Regions from separate parts of the Mus musculus genome. Here region 2 is linked to region 1. Evidence: chromatin loops called from intact Hi-C (ENCODE). Cell type or tissue: left cerebral cortex. All regions are shown on one strand.

Region 1 (8,000 bases):
TTGTGTGTTTATCATAGCTCGAGCTCTACATATCTTGGGTTGTTTTTTTTTCTGGTAAGATTTGAGCACTTCAAGGTCAAAGATCATCTTGTGCTATTTGCATTGCTCTGAAGTGTGTGGTGTGGTGCTGTGCCTCGAGAGTTTCTGATAAATATGCATGAGGAAAATGAACTTATAGATGTGTTAGCTTCAATAAGGTCCATTTCCCCAAGAACAACCTTTCACTGCTGAAGCATGACAGCATGCAAACTCGAATTCACTGGCTTTGGGTGGTTTTTTTACTGCTTTCAGCAGTAGACATTCTAATGTTTCTTGACAACTGCTTAGAGCAGACAGAAGGCACTCTTATCAAATTTCAGATGGCAGAGGCTAGAAGTAATAAATAATGTACGAGATGACAGAATCAAACTTAGACATGTTGGAATGAAGCAGATGACATTAAATAAGGATAAATGACAAAATTAGATTCGCGCAAAAAAAAAAAAAAGCAAGCTCTGCAATTCCAGTTTGGAAAAAAAACACAGACAACACCTATTTATGGGGAAGATTTACCAGCTCTGATCATACTCTAGGTTAATGCAAGCCGTGAGTGACACACAAGGCCCGGTCCAAAATTTGGTGGAGAGCATTGGGTGATAGAAAAATGCTGAGGCTCCAGAGAGGCACAGACATGAGTAGTGTCTAGGTGATGTTCCGTTGAAGGTAGACACAACCTTAGTGTTGAATAAAGTTCACAGAAGCAAAGAACCAAAGAGAAACAAAGCCTTCCATTTTAACCTGAGTTAGCTAGACACATGGGTGAGCTTTCACCTTTGGAACACTGCTAGGACTCTTCCGTCTAAAAACTATTGTGTGGTTTTTTACATATGGTTTTTTATATTAATCTGGTGCTAGTAGGCAGGCTCACCCCTGGAGTGTTCTGATTAAGGAGAAGAACCTAGATGGTCTTAGAGGGCTTGCTTCTAATGAAGCAAGTTGTCCTTCGTTGAAGCCCTTATTTTAGAATCTGGAAGATGCTATATCAACATAAACTCAAGTCATCTGTCTTAGTTAGGGTTTTACTGCTGTGAACAGACACTGTGACCAAGACAACTCTTATAGAGACAACATTTAATTGGGGATGGCTTACAGGTTCAGAGGTTCAATCCATTATCATCAAGGTGGGAACATGGCAGCATCCAGGCAGGCATGGTGCAGGAGGAGCTGAGAGTTCTAACTCTTCATCTGAAGGCTGCTAAGAGAAGACTGACTTCCAGGTAGCTAAAGCTCATGCCCACAGTGACACACTTCCTCCAACCAGGCCACACACCCAAATAGTACCAGTCCCTGGGCCAAGCTTATGCAAACTACCACACCATCCTTGGGCTAAGGGAGAGAAGGAATCCCCTATCCACTGTGGGCTCTTCTGGGACAACCCCTATAGGATGGCATAGATGAACTTGTTCCTGGAAATTCTAAAAGCTAGTATCAGAGCTCTTGTAAGATGGCTGGAGCATGGGCCTTGGCACCAGAGCACTGGGGAAATGAATGCATGATTGACAGAGCCTAGCACCTATCAGAGATGCACCTGTCATGGGGTGCACCTGTCATGGGATGTACCTGTCACCAGTGCACCTGTCACAGGTGCTAGTACTTGGACTGCAGGTGCAAGCCACCATACCTGGTTCAAAAATATTATTCAATGATCAAAATGATCTTTAAATTAGTCGTATGTTACAGAACACGAGGGAGAAGTACAGCCTGGATTTTGAAGATGGTCCCCTTGAGAAGAGCATATTCCCATCTGGATTAAACTGCCATCGTGTCCGTCAGTCAGGCGTAGGGACAATCATCTTTTGTCTGGGTGTCTTAGAAGGGATATGGCCAAGTTGGTTTTCATCAAAAGGAAGAACATGAGAATGTTAAAAGGACTGTGAAACCAAATCAGAAGCTGCTTCCTGCTAGATCAGGCTTCAAGAGTGCAGGGGTCAGGACAGACTGCAGAGATAACAGCACTGCCTTCAAATATGTGAATAGCGGCTTGTGAAAGAACGCTGCCCCTTTCATCAGGAGGCAGAACTGAGACCAAGGGGATTGAAGTTCAAACCGAAGAACTTCTTAAGCAGGATAGATCCTCAGACATGGAATATTTCTGGTCTTGTTAAACAGGGCTTAAAATATACAAGCAAAAGGTTGACGCGGATACTGGATGCCACAGCTGGGTTTCAAAACACTAGACAAAATAATCAAATGAGAGGGTTTCTAAGGTCACAGTCAAATCATATGTGTCTGTATAAATACATACGTATGCTTATAAATATATGTGGCTTACCCAAGACAAGAGCTTCTTATGTATCCTCTACTGAACTAGAACTCATTGTGTAGACCATGCTAGCCTCAAGCCTCCCTCTGCCTCAATCGGACTTGAGTTTTAGGTGCAAGCCACCACACCTCGTTCAATTATAATACTTGATTATGGAAATGACCTGTACGTTAGTAGTGTGCTGCACCCCGTGGGGGAGGAGACTATCGCCTTAGACTATTTCAGAATTTTGGAGGTGGTCTCCTTGAGAAGAGCACACCCCCTGGATTATTTAAACTTTGATATGTGAAAGAGGAAAAAGAACAGGCTTTGTATCACCATCAAAGAAAGGACGGATTCTTGAGCGGCAAAGAGGGAAGGTCGAGAAGTGACAGGAATTCCGAAAGGTGTGTTCCCACAGGAAGGGCGAGGCTGTAAGGAAGCTGGAATCTCCTTCCGAAGGTCAAGGAACTGAATTGTGACCGCGGGGGTGGGGGGTGGGGGGGGCAGAGTTCTATTGTGGGAACAAAATGCTAGCTCCTTGCTTCTAGCAGGCTCTGGAAATAAACACATTGGAATCACATTTTCTTCAGAACTGATTGCACTGAGAAAAGTATTCTAGGGTCAATCTTTGTTACCTGAGCTTTAGGGCAAAAGCTCTGGGCGTCCCCGGGGACTAAGCTCTAGCACCAGTCCTCAAAAGAAGCGTGTTGGTGAAGAGCAGATAAAGACTTCATCCACGTGGCTTCATTACGGGGTTCGGAGACTCCCAAGTCCATCTTTGGAGTCCTGATGAGAATGTTAGCGAGAGGAAGTGGGGGGTGGGGGGGCGAGGGTTTTGCCAATCCCACTGCCCTGGTGAGATACAGCTGGGTTCTTGCAGTCTTCGTTGTTTAAGGTAGTTGTGGGGACTGGATGAGGTGGTTGATCCTTCTCGGAATGGATGCTGTAAGCTCATCAGGGGTGAAATGTCGCCCAAGGTCTGTTGTGACCACAGGTTTATTAAAACAGTGACTTTGAAGTGTATCTTGGGAAGCCTGGAATAGGACATTGTTAAAGCCCACAGTACCATCCCTCACCCTATCTCTGTGCCTTCAGCCTCGAATGGGGATGAGATAGGGTAGGTATGTGTGCTGGTTTCTAGATAAACACTCCTTTATTGAATGACAAGCCTAGTGCAGTTAAAGAAAAACGGAGAAAACAAGAAGAGGCATTCTTCCCACTTTAAATTGCCTTGTGGGCTTGAAGTATCACTGTTCCTAGATACTTATTGTAACTGTGTGTCTGTCTTTTGGGTTACTTTCTCCTGGGTGGGAAGAAATGCATTCTTTATACTATACTGAGTTTCACGTGGGGCAGTTGGTCAATTTGGAGAAAGTCGAGGTAATTTGGGTGAAGACAGGCTGCCACGCTGAGAACCGAGGTTCCACGTGCTGGATAAAAAGAGAAGAAGAGAAAGGGAAAGTTTATCCATAAACAATCGCCCTTCACCTGGTCCCCTGACCGTGAAGTCTTCTCCAGCAGGTCCAGTTCAGCACTGCCTAATTTCCAGGTCCTCATGGGGACCATGTGAGGCGTGCACCTGCGGTGGGATACACACACCACGGAGGGAGTCATTGCTGATTAAGTCCCTGGCCTCCGCATCCCGATTGACCCAGGCCGGTCTGCGGCAGATGCGGAGAGCATAGGAATAGGCCCGCGGGCGCTGGGCCGGCGCCCGGAGCTCTGGGCATGCTCAGTGGCGCGGGCAGGGCTCCGGGCGCGAGCCGGGCTCCCGCAGCAGCACATTCATCGGCTGCCAAGAGGAGCCGCCGGGCGCTCGCAGGCTCGCAGGCTCGCAGGCTGGGCGCGCGCTGCTCTCGGGAGGACCGAGCCACCGACTCAAACCCAGCCACCGTCGCCTCCTCTCCGCGCGAACCATGGCCGGCCTCGGCCACCCCTCCGCCTTCGGCCGGGCCACCCACGCCGTGGTGCGGGCTCCGCCCGAGTCCCTGTGCCGCCACGCGCTGAGGCGCTCGCAGGGCGAGGAGGTGGATTTCGCTCGCGCCGAGCGCCAGCACGAGCTCTACGTGGGCGTGCTGGGCAGCAAGCTGGGGCTGCAGGTGGTGCAGCTGCCCGCCGACGAGAGCCTGCCCGACTGCGTGTTCGTGGAGGACGTGGCCGTCGTGTGCGAGGAGACGGCCCTCATCACCCGCCCCGGGGCGCCCAGCCGCAGGAAGGAGGTAACGGGCCAGCCCCCGGGCAGACGACGCGAGGGGCGCGGCCGAGGGGGGACGCTCGTGGAACTGACCCCGCGGGCTCAGTTCCCAACTTCCCACCGCCGGACTCCGGGCGGCGTGGCTGGGTGTGGGAAATCCGAGCCAGATAACTTCATTGTTCACACCTCCTCGCAGTCGGGGAGCCTTTGAGTCGATCTCAGTTGGAGTGTAGTGACGAGGACTTGGGCAGGTGGCTGGGCTGGAGACCCAGAGCGCCAGAGGTTCTATCTTGCAAATTACACAGCGCTGAGGACAATGCTACTCTTGTTTCCTTGCCAGTGAGGACAGAGAAGGGTCCTCCCGGAGGGCAGGTGGAGGCTTGGGGGGGGGGGGTCCCCAAGTCCTGCAGGGATTCCTTTGGGGGAGCTCCTGGCAGGGCGGACCAGGTGACACCAGGCAGAGACTATGCCCAGAGACCCAAGGAATTCAAGTTACTTTTCAGTGGTGGCGAGTGAGTCTTGAAGAACTGGCAAGCGAATGTGTTCAGCGTTTTGTTAGTGAGCTGTGTTTAAATGTGTTTGTGAATGGGCCGGGTTTGAAAAGCTGTGCTTGCTGCGGGGTGCTCCGTTTCATTAGCAATGGGAGGTTTTTTGGTTTTTGTTTTTGTTTTTTTAATAAGTTCTGTCATTTTAATCTCTCTCTCCCCTCTCTCTCTGCAATTAAGACTGCTTTTTGTTTTCTTCAAGGGGCCAACACATTATCGTATCTTGTAGAAATGGCTGTAACTGCTTTAAAAATAATGTAGGTTAGTGGGAGAGAGGCACAGACACACGAGTTTAGATTTTAAAATGCCATCTGGCCTGGGATTTTTCTGACTGCCAGAGAAGAGCCCAGCCTTAAGATTCTCCCACACTCTTGGCATCCAGCAGTGTGACACGATGCAGGTGGTTTTTTTCCTATCTGAGGGGTTTTCTTCCTTGTTTTTGTTTGTTTTGTTTGTTTTTTTTCACTTTTCTGTCGCATTGCAAGTAGTTCTTTGGGCTTATGATTTAAATATGCCTATTCCACCCTTGATCTGCTTGCCTGGTGAAATCCTAGAGATTGAGTATAATCAAAGTCTACCTATTTGCCATTTAGGTAGCTCTTCTCTCTACACTTCAAAAGTAGCAGGTATCATTCTCTTAGCCTGTCCACTTTCCCTTTCCAATTTGACCTATACAAATGGCTTCCACTCTATTTTAACCTAATATGAATGTAGCAATGGTGGATAGGTTGGGATGCTAAATAGATAAAATAGACGTCAAAACTCTCAAAATGGTACTCGTCTAACAAGACTTCCTTTCTTCTCTTGACCCTAATCGCCCTTATTTAGTCCATCTTACTTCAGGAAGGTTCATCTCTATGGAACACAAATAACATATTATTTGTGCAATTAACTTTCCAAGTTCGGATTTTCCAATATAAGAGCTAGCAGTGATCTTTCTCCTGGTGATATTTTGATATTTTAAATGTCAGAATTTGACTCCACTCTGTAGTCAGCTCAGTGGACCCGTACTTGCCAAAGGTCACGCAGAACTCTTGTTGTGTTTTCCTTCTCTGTGTAGGGCATTGAACTCAGGACCTTGCCAACAGTAGGTAAGCATTCTACCTCTGAGCTGTAGCTTCTGTTTCCCAGGGGGAGGGAAGGCAAGCCACCTCCATGCTTTGGGCTACATCTTGATCTGCTCAGTGGCACTGTCATGATCTCTCTATAAAGCACTTTTACTCCTGCACATATGGGTCTGTGTTGATAGGGTAAGGTAAGGCACCTCCTAGCTGGAGAGGAGATGACAGTCATGGTTGGGTAGGGTGCTCCTGGCAAACAGGGGTATGCAGGGTGATGCTCGCTAATATCTCTCACAGCGCGGTGTGCCACCTTCACAGGAATTGATGCCTGATGAATGGATAAATGGATACATGGATGTTTGAGATGAACGAAAAGTATTGAACTTCAAGTGTTGATACTTAATGAATCAAGTGTTGATGCTTACTGAATTGAATCAAGTGTTGATAATGAATGAAATACTGAACAGACAAGCTGATAGTAATCTCAGTTATTGATGCTCATTGGGTGGATGAATGGATAGATGGATGAAGAACTTATGAGCTTCAGTATAGATGCTTATTGAACAAATGAGTGAATCCATCAGTAAGTCAACAAAATGGTAAACAGACAAGCAAGTGGTAACTCCAGGGTCCTTTTTGGATCTAGATGCAGTGGTTGGTGTGTGTGTGTGTGTGTGTGTGTGTGTGTGTGTGTGTGTGTGTGTGGTGTGTGAAAACCTACAGCAGTTGTTTTAAAAATCCCATCATTGGTATTCCTGTCCCTGGCCGCTTTATTCTCTCTTACATTTCCACACCAAGGCCAAGGTCAACTCAAATTTGATTCTCCCCTGAACAAAGTTCCTGGAGGGCCACTGCTGAGCTGGCCACTGCTGACCTGGGCTCTGCTTGCCTTTCCAGCTTTAGCTTCACTTCTACATCTTTTCCTCAAAGCACCCCCCAACACTTGGCTCAGATTCTGTTCTTTCATTCCCAGAGCCTCCTCTCTGGTTTTCATTTATTGGAAACACATTTATCAGGAACAACTCCTATTCCTTTTCTTCCCTCTCCTCCTCCCTCTCCCCTCCACCTCTCCCTCCTCCTCTCTCTTCCCTCCTCCTCTCCTTCCTTCCTCTCTCTTCCTCCTCCTCCTCTCCCCTCCTCCTCTTCCCTCTGCCTAGCTGTCCTTGGCCTGCTGTCACCATTAATACCATTTTAGCTAACATTTATTGGATGCTTGCCACTTGGCCACAAACTGCCAGGTCTGTGTCGTGCATTTCATCAATGCTCATTCAACAGTATCGTTATTGATGAAACTAAGTCAGAGAAAGTGGATAGATTGCCCAGGGTTACAGGGGTGGCTCCAATAAAACCAGAGTCAGAACTCAGGTGTGCAGGATTCCAAAGCTCTGGTCCTGCTGTCTGTGATATTAGACATCACCTTCCCTGACCTGAACCATTTTTCCTTATGAGTGCTCTCCACTCCTCTCCCCTACCCCACCCCACCCCCACCCTGGCCTTTCTGATGTATCGTTATCTTACCCTCCCCTCTACTGTCTTAGGAGCTGGAATCTTGTCTACATTGTTTCACACTTGGTTTCCAAAGCCTAATATGGGAGAGACACACAGAAAATACTTTGTCGAACAAATGTTTCCATGATTTAGCCAACCTTATTTCTCTTCCCTTATGAGGGATTTGGATTTTATTTTGAGATAGGGTCTCAGGTTGTAGCTCCAGTTGACCTGCAGCTGGCTGTGTAGCCCAGTCTGTATTACACTGTGGCAGTCTTCCTATCTCTGCTTCTCAAATGCTGGGATTTCAAGCATGATCCATCACACCCAGTTCTACTCAAGATAGAGTTGGTGGAGTTGCAAACATTTCATTGTGAGCATAGGTGGTTTATAACTTTAGCCCTCTCTTCCCTGAATCTTCCTGTCAT
Region 2 (8,000 bases), 75 kb after region 1:
TCATCCCAGGTTGCCATATAGTGTAAATAGAAATTGGACAGATTGATCCAGAACATGTTAGACAGCTTCACCTCCTACCACCTCGCCTACCCAATTGATTCGTTTGGCTTAACAAACTTCATCCTGCATCATGCTCAAATGATAACAAGGTTCATGGTTTCCGAGAGAATAAAACTTTATGCACCTGCAGAGCTGAGTTTAACAAGAAAGTGTCTAGACAATTGGCAAGCAGCTCTTCAAGCCTTCAGATACCTGTTTCTGCCACAAAGTACCATCCATCCATTCGTTTGTGTTGAGACCTTTTGTCTAGATCAGTGGTTCTCAACCTTTCTAATGCTGCGACCCTTTAATACAGTGTATCATGTTGCAATGACCTCCCCAATCATAAATTATTTTGTTGCTACTTCATAGCTGTAATTTTTCTACTGTTATGACTTATAACATAAATGTCTATATTTTCCCATGGTCTTGGGTGACTGACCCCTGTGAAAGGGCCATTCAGTGCCCCCCTAAAAAATCGGTCGTGACCTGACCTATAGGCTGAGCACCACGGATCTAGATCTTATCTGGACAGCCATAATGAATATGCAGTTCTTCCTGACAAAGAGGGGTTTTCCCATGCTTTGCCACCAACACCACCACTCCCCATGGGCAATAAATGAGCAACACACCTCCAAGGGTCTCGTCTCTAGAACTTAGCAGCTGAGACAAGTTTCTGACACCCTTCGTACAACTCACAATCTACCCCGTGCTCCCCCTCCCCATCTCTGGGTTGTTTGTACCTGTGCATATCATTCACTGCCCAGCTTTTTCCAGTCTGACAGTTATCCTTGCAGAAGCCCAGACCAACACATTCAGATTTGAATACAGAACACTTCAAATCTAACAAGACCGAAACAGAATTTTTACATCTTTCCACCCTTACAGTGTGGATTAGTTTTATGTTAGCTTGGCACAAGCTAGAGTCACCTGGACACTGGGATGTAAGCAAGCCTGTATGGGGCATTTCTTTATTAGTGATTGATGTGGGAGGGCCCACCCCATTGTAGGCTGATGGTCCCAGGTTTCCAAAAAAGCAGACTGAGCAAGCCAGTAAGCAGCATCCCTCCATGGCCTCTTCATCAACTCCTGCCTCCAGGTTCCTGCCCTGCTTGAGTTCCTGTCCTGACTTCCCTCAATGTTGAACAGTGATGAAGCCTTTCCTCCCCAAGTCGCTTTGGTCGTGATGTTTCATCTTGCATCTTAACCCTAACTTAGACACATATTCTCCTAACTCCCTGCCTTCATACAGATGAGAAGTGATGCCCTTTCTAGCCGATTGTTCATCGCGAAAGCCTACAATCATCCTGCTCCATCATCTCCCTTCTCTGCATCTAACCCACCAATCCCATCAACTCTCCTTTGAGAGCACAAGCCAGGGGCTGGAGAGACGGCTCAGCAGTTAAGAGCACTGACAGCTCTTCCAGCGGTCCTGAGTTCAAGTCCCAGCAACCACATGGTGGCTCACAACCATCTATAATGGGATCTGATGCCCTCTTCTGATGTGTCTGGTGTGTACTCACACACATAAAATAAATAAATCTTTAAAAAGAAAAAAAAGAGAAAGCACAAGCCAGATTCAGACATGTTCGCTCACCTGCACTGCCCCCATGGCTGCATGAGCTCACCATTGCCATCCATCTCCCTCTTAGACATGAGTTCAAGGACAGACTGAACACAGTGTGAAATTCAAAACAAAACAAAACAAAACAGCAATTGTGTGCATGTCAGGAAGATAGCACAGCCGCAGGTAGAGACACCAACTGTACAGGCCTGGAGACCCGAGTTCTGTTCCTAAAGCCCTCATAGATGGTGCGAAGCGATGCCCAAAAGTTGTCCTCTGACCTGCACATATGCACCACTCCCCACAAATAAAAACAATATTTTAAAACTGGGTAGGGTCATCCAGAGTGACTTAAGATCTGTAATGTATGAATCCTGTATTGAAATTCAAAATATTCCCCATACGTTAGATCTGTTTGCTTTTATGTTATAAATGGCAGCGGGCACCTTTTCTGAACTCCCGGAAAGTCATGGCGTTTTGAGTGCTTATGCCTATTGCTTGTTTTGGATGGCGTGCACGGCAAACTTTTACAGCTCTCCGCTTTCTGGAAAACTAGCTTAAGATGTAGACATTTGTCGTTTTCCTGACTTTTTAACATGCTGGATTTCTGCAGGCCTTTTGGCAGCTGACACTTATTTTCATTTGGCCTTTGGTGGCAGAGCACTGTTTTCTTTGTCCTCTGCAGGCTGAAAGTCAGTGGCTCTTGGGCACTCAGAACATGCACTATGTTCCCACCATCAACAAGGAACGGGAACACGTGGATGTAAATGGTGGATGTAAATGGTATCTGTCAGGAGAAGTGTCAAGACCAATGGAGTTCTCTTTGCTTGTCAAGTGGGAAACTGATTGTCACTTTGAATGTTCTTCCAGGGGATAGTCTCAGGGTGACATCTTTAGGGAGAGCCTTTGGAATCTCTGGAACTTCGTCGTCGTTGCTCCAGACAGTGCAGGAGTATCTGTGTTATCACTGGTTTTGTCACCTCGTGCACTCTGGCCCCAGTGGCTTACCTTCTGTGCTTCTGTCTACACTTCTTTGAAGCCCCAGGTCCTGCAGATCTGTGCCCCGATGCACAGGCGAGTGCTAGAATCTCAGCTGGACACTCTGACATGCAGAACTGTAACGGTTAGGCTTCATCTACAGAACTGAGACAGTGGAGCCCTTCCCATGGCTCATTTAACTTTACAGATTGCTGTTTGTGAGCTGTTTCCTATAAGCAGGTTGGTCTTAATATGAGGGTTGTTGGAAGTATCATTTGATCAACACTCGTATCAGCTACCAGAGCAGATGTTATCAGTTGAAAAGTTACATCTTACATAGTATATAGTCTGAGTGACATCAAGGCTTTCCCCCATACCTACAGAAAGAACGATGTCTCTTGTTGGCAATTGTTTCTATCCCCAAAGTTAGTACCCTTAGTTATATGGTGATCTGTTACTAACTCTTTGGATATTTTCTTTGGATGATCAATATTTATCATATAAGTGAATGGGTTTCTTGCGTTTAATGGAAAAATGCAAATCAAATTGCTTAGGAAATAAACACTCTCATATAAAGTCCCAGGCTGCTAGATCCATCCCTTCAGCAATGTCAGAGGCTGCAGACTCTCTCCATCTCCATACCCAGTTGCCGCTTGGTGGCTGCACCAGTTTCAGGCACCACATCCATACCCAATATCCAAAGGAGGGTGAGGGGGTTTGTTCCTTCCTACGGCTATGGGAACGGCACAACAGATTTCCCGTTCCCGATCAGAACTGAGCCACTTGGAAAAGAGGTGAAACTAACATCATTGACTTGTTCCTGGGAGGTAGCTGTAGGGACGTGGTGGTGACTGAACGGCACATGCAGTGTCAGATCACTTTAAACAATGGTTGGCACTTAGAAACCGAGCTTAATAAGATTTCCCATGTAATTGGTGATGGAGAGTACCTGTCCTACTAAAATCATTATAGAGCCCAGGTTGTTGACTGTTGATGGATAGGTTCCTCTGTTCTGATTGCTCTGGAGTCTAAGCTGAGGAGATGACATAATGACAAAGAAGCCATTCTGCAGTTGTGCCAAAGGACAAAGGCTCCATTCCCCCAGGAGAGCACAAAGCAGGACTTTCCATTTGAGAAGGAACTGGGCTTTATTAGTGCAGAATTCCCAGGGGAAAGAACCCAGGATTGTCACCCAAAGGAGGACTGAGCAGAAAAGATCGTTTGATCCTGGGTGTCCGAGAACTGGCTATGTAAACCCTCCATTCTCGGGAGGGTTGGTCCTGAGAAGTGGGTGAGGCATGAGCCCATCACCGATGAGATCTGTATGATGTGTGAGAACACACATGAGAACACACAGAGCTTGGCAGGTGACAGGAATCCATTATCTTCTCATGGATTCATCAGTGGCTCACAGGCATAAAGGCACGGTGACAGTCAACCCCAAAATTAAATGTAATTATCAATTATTAATGTTAGGTGAGCATTCACACACCTTCTTTTCTGTCTAATTTGTTCAGCAGAGATCGCCTGTTCACCTCTAAGGGCATCCATTCTGCTGGAATTTTAAAATTCTCTTTTGGTTTTAATCCCATCTTTCCTCCATCCTTGGACCCAGCCTCTTGCTTCTGATTGAATTTGCTTGAATACCAGAATACTCGCCTCATGAATAACCAACCATCTGGGGTGTTTTCAGTAAACTCCGTGGGAGGAAAAACGCGATCACACACTAGCGGCTGCCAAAAGCAGTTTTGAGAGTACAACTCTTAGAATCTAGAACAGGAAATGACCTCATCTTAACCTCTGGCCCACTCATATTACAAATATAGGTACAAAGATGCAGAATATCCTGGTTGATTTTTAGTGCTTGTCACTAGAAATAAATCAGTAAGTTTAGAAATCCAAGAACTCTGTGGAGGAAAGATGCAACAGATATCTCAGTCTGTGGGAAACGTTTTTTTAGAGATCTTATTCATGAAATGGTTATTTTTATAAGGATTCAGTAAGAGGGAAAGTGAGCTGTTTATATAACAGTTGTACATATTGGCCATTCTATAAATATGAGACGTTCCCAGACTAATCAGAAGATGAAATGCCATTTATTCAACTCTGATAACTTGAAACGTTCAGGGATTAAATGTTTCCAGTTATACAGGCCACTTTTCTAAAACAATAATTCATTCATTCGTTTTTTGGAGACTTGGGTCAGCTGCTTAGAATCAGGAGACCATCTAAGAAGCTCCTTTTGTTTCTAAGCATAGGTAGCTTTCCAGCAAGGCTAATAACTAGTGTAGACATTTTGATTGAACTTAAATGTCACCTCCTCAAAGAGCCCTTGTCTAAATAATGTGCTTGCCTTGTTTCTCAAACAGGAAGTGTCCCACACGTGATATTATAACAAACTATATATGACTTACATGGTTTGAGTTTTATAACCACAGAGGCACTATATGCATAACACATGTATATACAAATATGTATATATATATATGTATATATATATATACACACACAAACATTTCTATGACTGAGACAGGGGCCATATCTATTTTTACTAAATTAAAAATTATTAACCTAGACCCTTGGGGGCTCCTAGAAACTGAATCAGCAACCAAATAGCATATGTGGACTAGATCTAGCCCCCCTCTACCCTACACATATGTACCAGAAGTGCAGCTTGGTCTTCATGTGGGTCTCCCAACAATTGGAGCAGGGGCTATCCCTGACTCTGTTGCCTGCCTGTGGATCCTGTTCTCCTCACTGGGCTTTCTTCAGTGGGAGGGGATGTGCCTAGTCCTACAGCGACCTGGTGTGCCAGGGTGGATTTGTACCCAGGAGGATGTCTCCCTTCTCAGAGGAGAAGGGCTTGTGGAGGGAGGGGACTCAGAGAAGCAGGGATGTAAAGTGAATAAATAAATATATTAGTGGAAAGGATTATTAACAACTCCGCACATGCTTACGATGTAACTTGGCCATCTTCTGCCCATCGCCCTCTCTCGCCCCACTGAATCTTCCTCCCCCTCAGGTTGTGCACCCACTTTCATGCCTTCTTTCTGTCTCACTTGTCACTCACAGAACTTGATTAGGGTGGCTTTCGTGAGCATGGATAGGGAATTTGTTACTGCCATGTGCAACTTGAGAGTGTCCATAGCACTGAAGAAAATGGCTCTCTTGCCCTCAGCAACGATTAGCTGCCAATAGCTCTCTTGAGGGATATGGCCTCAAGAGACCCCCATCTGTGCTGGAATGCTGAGGGGCCAAACTTGGAGCAGGCATCACAGCTGCTGTGAGTTCATGAACACAACAGTCATGCCATGTTCAGAAGTCAGCTTCTCACAGGACCCCGCCCATCCCCACCTCTGACATTCTGAGTTCTCTGAACCTTGGAGGGCTTGCCATACCTATTTTTTTTATGACCACTGATCACAACCTATCATGATGTCTAGCTCTCAATAAACATTCATTATTTACGTAACTAAATGGGTTAAAATAGATTCCCAAGGTACTGCTTTGGAGATACACACACATATAACACACACACACTTTTGTTACTTTCATTTCTTTGGGTATCTGTTAGCTATATACTTATTTTAGGCATTTTTTCAAATTTGACTGTATTCAATGAATTGTAGATTAAGAAGGTTTTTTTGTGTGTCTAGGACCCCTGGGAAGAAATCACTATCAGCTCAGGACCACCAAGACCAAGTTTCAGCACAAGGGAGATTTATTTGCCCTGGAAGGACAGAGGGCAGGGAATAAGAGACAAAGACAGGTGATAGAGGATGGGGGGAGAAGAGGAAGGGAACAAGGGAGAGTCTGCAAAAGAGACAAAGGACTGCCCCTGGATAGTGAAGAGACAGCTGTGGCAAATAGGAACATGGTAGTTTTTTAAACATAAAAGGGGAACCCACCCTTCGCCTACCCCACACATTAGGGTGGAGTATTAAATTTTAATTGGACATGTTAATTAGGTGACCCAAAAGAGACTTTTGATTGCTTGACTTTAGTACTTTGATAGCTGGACCTTGGTAGTTAGTCTTAGGAAAAGGAAGTAGCCAAATAAAGGAATAGACCTTGTGGGAAGGGGGGGGGGGGGGCAAAGCCTGCCAGAGCCTTCACCCTGGGCATTTAAAATGGTATTCATGAGAATCTATTAGGAAAGTCTTACAAATGGTGAACCATATTCTAAGGAAACAAGTTGGAAATAATCATATCATTTTCTTTTTGCTTCTAACCAAGGAACTTTGCAAACACAGGCTTAACTAAAACCTTTTTAAACTTGGAGTTCCCTGGGTCCCCGTTTTTATTGCTATGTAGCTAAACAACCTAAGCATGGGCCTGTGTGTCTGTTTTCTCAATTTTTGCAGGTCACAGGTTTGAACATGGTATATCTTGAGGGTTTTGTTCAAGGTAACATAAGCCACAGTCGAAGGGTTATCAAGGCAATATTCTTTCTGATCAAGAGATTGATCCTCTTCTGAACTGATTCAGACTGCCAACAAATGGCATTTAGTTTCTTGTGGTTGTAAGACTAACAACCTGGTTTGGATGTTTGTTTTGGGTGGGTTTCTTTTTCTTTTTGTTTTGGTAGGCTATTAGCCAGCAATTGTTTTCTCTTCCTAGAGGCCACCTTAGACCCTTCTTCCATGGGTGGTCTCACTACAGCTGTGAGATGACGGTCCATCTGGTCGACCTTGAGATTTAGAATAACTATGGAAAGGACCCTCTGAGCCTGTAAAGGTGGGGAGACCTACTTAACCATGGCCACATTGTTCCATGTGCTAGGTTCTATCTAGAGTGAATTAACTTCGAGGCAAAACAAACCCTTCCTCCTTAAGTTACTTCTGTCGGGGATCCCAGCAATGGTAGGGTAACTAAAAATAGCTTCTTGTTTTTTTTAGAAGAGACCATCACAACATTTTCCGGACTTCTCTCTAGTCGTGAAAAGCTCTTTGAAGAGCCCCAGATTAGGTCAGGGTCACTCAGGCTAATCTCCCTCTTGATTAACTTAAGTCAACTATTTGGTCAACTGAATTACATCCTCGAAATATCTTCTTGTTCTGTGCAGTGTATACTTGTGGGGGTGGTAGGCCTGTGCCATGCAGTGAGTGGTCTTTTCCATCTAAAAGGAAAAGTTTACACAGGATGTTTAAAGATACAAAAGGCAGCAGCCTCTTCCCAGTGTGACAAAGACCCTTCTTGTCATTTTGAAACTTACCCTACTGTCTTAGAGATATCTACAGTATCTTGTTTTGGCGCACATCTGTGTGTTCATTTTCTTTCATAACTTCATTGTATTGAAAACACACAGTTGATCGCTTACTTAAAAACTTTTTGCACAAATAACTACACACAATTTGATAACTGAAGAAGTAGCTCCCCCAACTTTACCAGATTTACTAGACTTAGTTGGCACAGTGTT

The links. A loop is a pair of places that touch in the nucleus more often than their neighbours do. Peaks named below come from ENCODE experiments on the same cell type or tissue, not always from the same donor. Only the 100,000 strongest peaks of a DNase experiment are listed, where the experiment ranks them.
Region 2: a loop joins it to region 1, with 7 times the contacts of the local background. A loop is called at or near these places in 3 of 42 quality-filtered maps.

What each region holds. Positions count from the first base shown.
Region 1 is chr3:145,754,662-145,762,661 of GRCm38, forward strand. It overlaps Ddah1 (dimethylarginine dimethylaminohydrolase 1), which reads left to right and starts at 4,031. Exons shown (of 6, transcript NM_026993.3): 1 at 4,031-4,503. The coding sequence starts at 4,201. In left cerebral cortex, no CTCF peak of the experiment used is centred here; DNase peaks (open chromatin) are centred at 4,187, 5,055 and 5,337; H3K4me3 peaks cover 1,891 bases; H3K27ac peaks cover 1,260 bases.
Region 2 is chr3:145,829,821-145,837,820 of GRCm38, forward strand. The region is part of intron 1 of Ddah1 (dimethylarginine dimethylaminohydrolase 1); the gene reads left to right. Among named protein-coding and RNA genes, the nearest start is that of Gm35187, 57 kb to the right of the region's middle. In left cerebral cortex, no CTCF peak of the experiment used is centred here; a DNase peak (open chromatin) is centred at 4,316.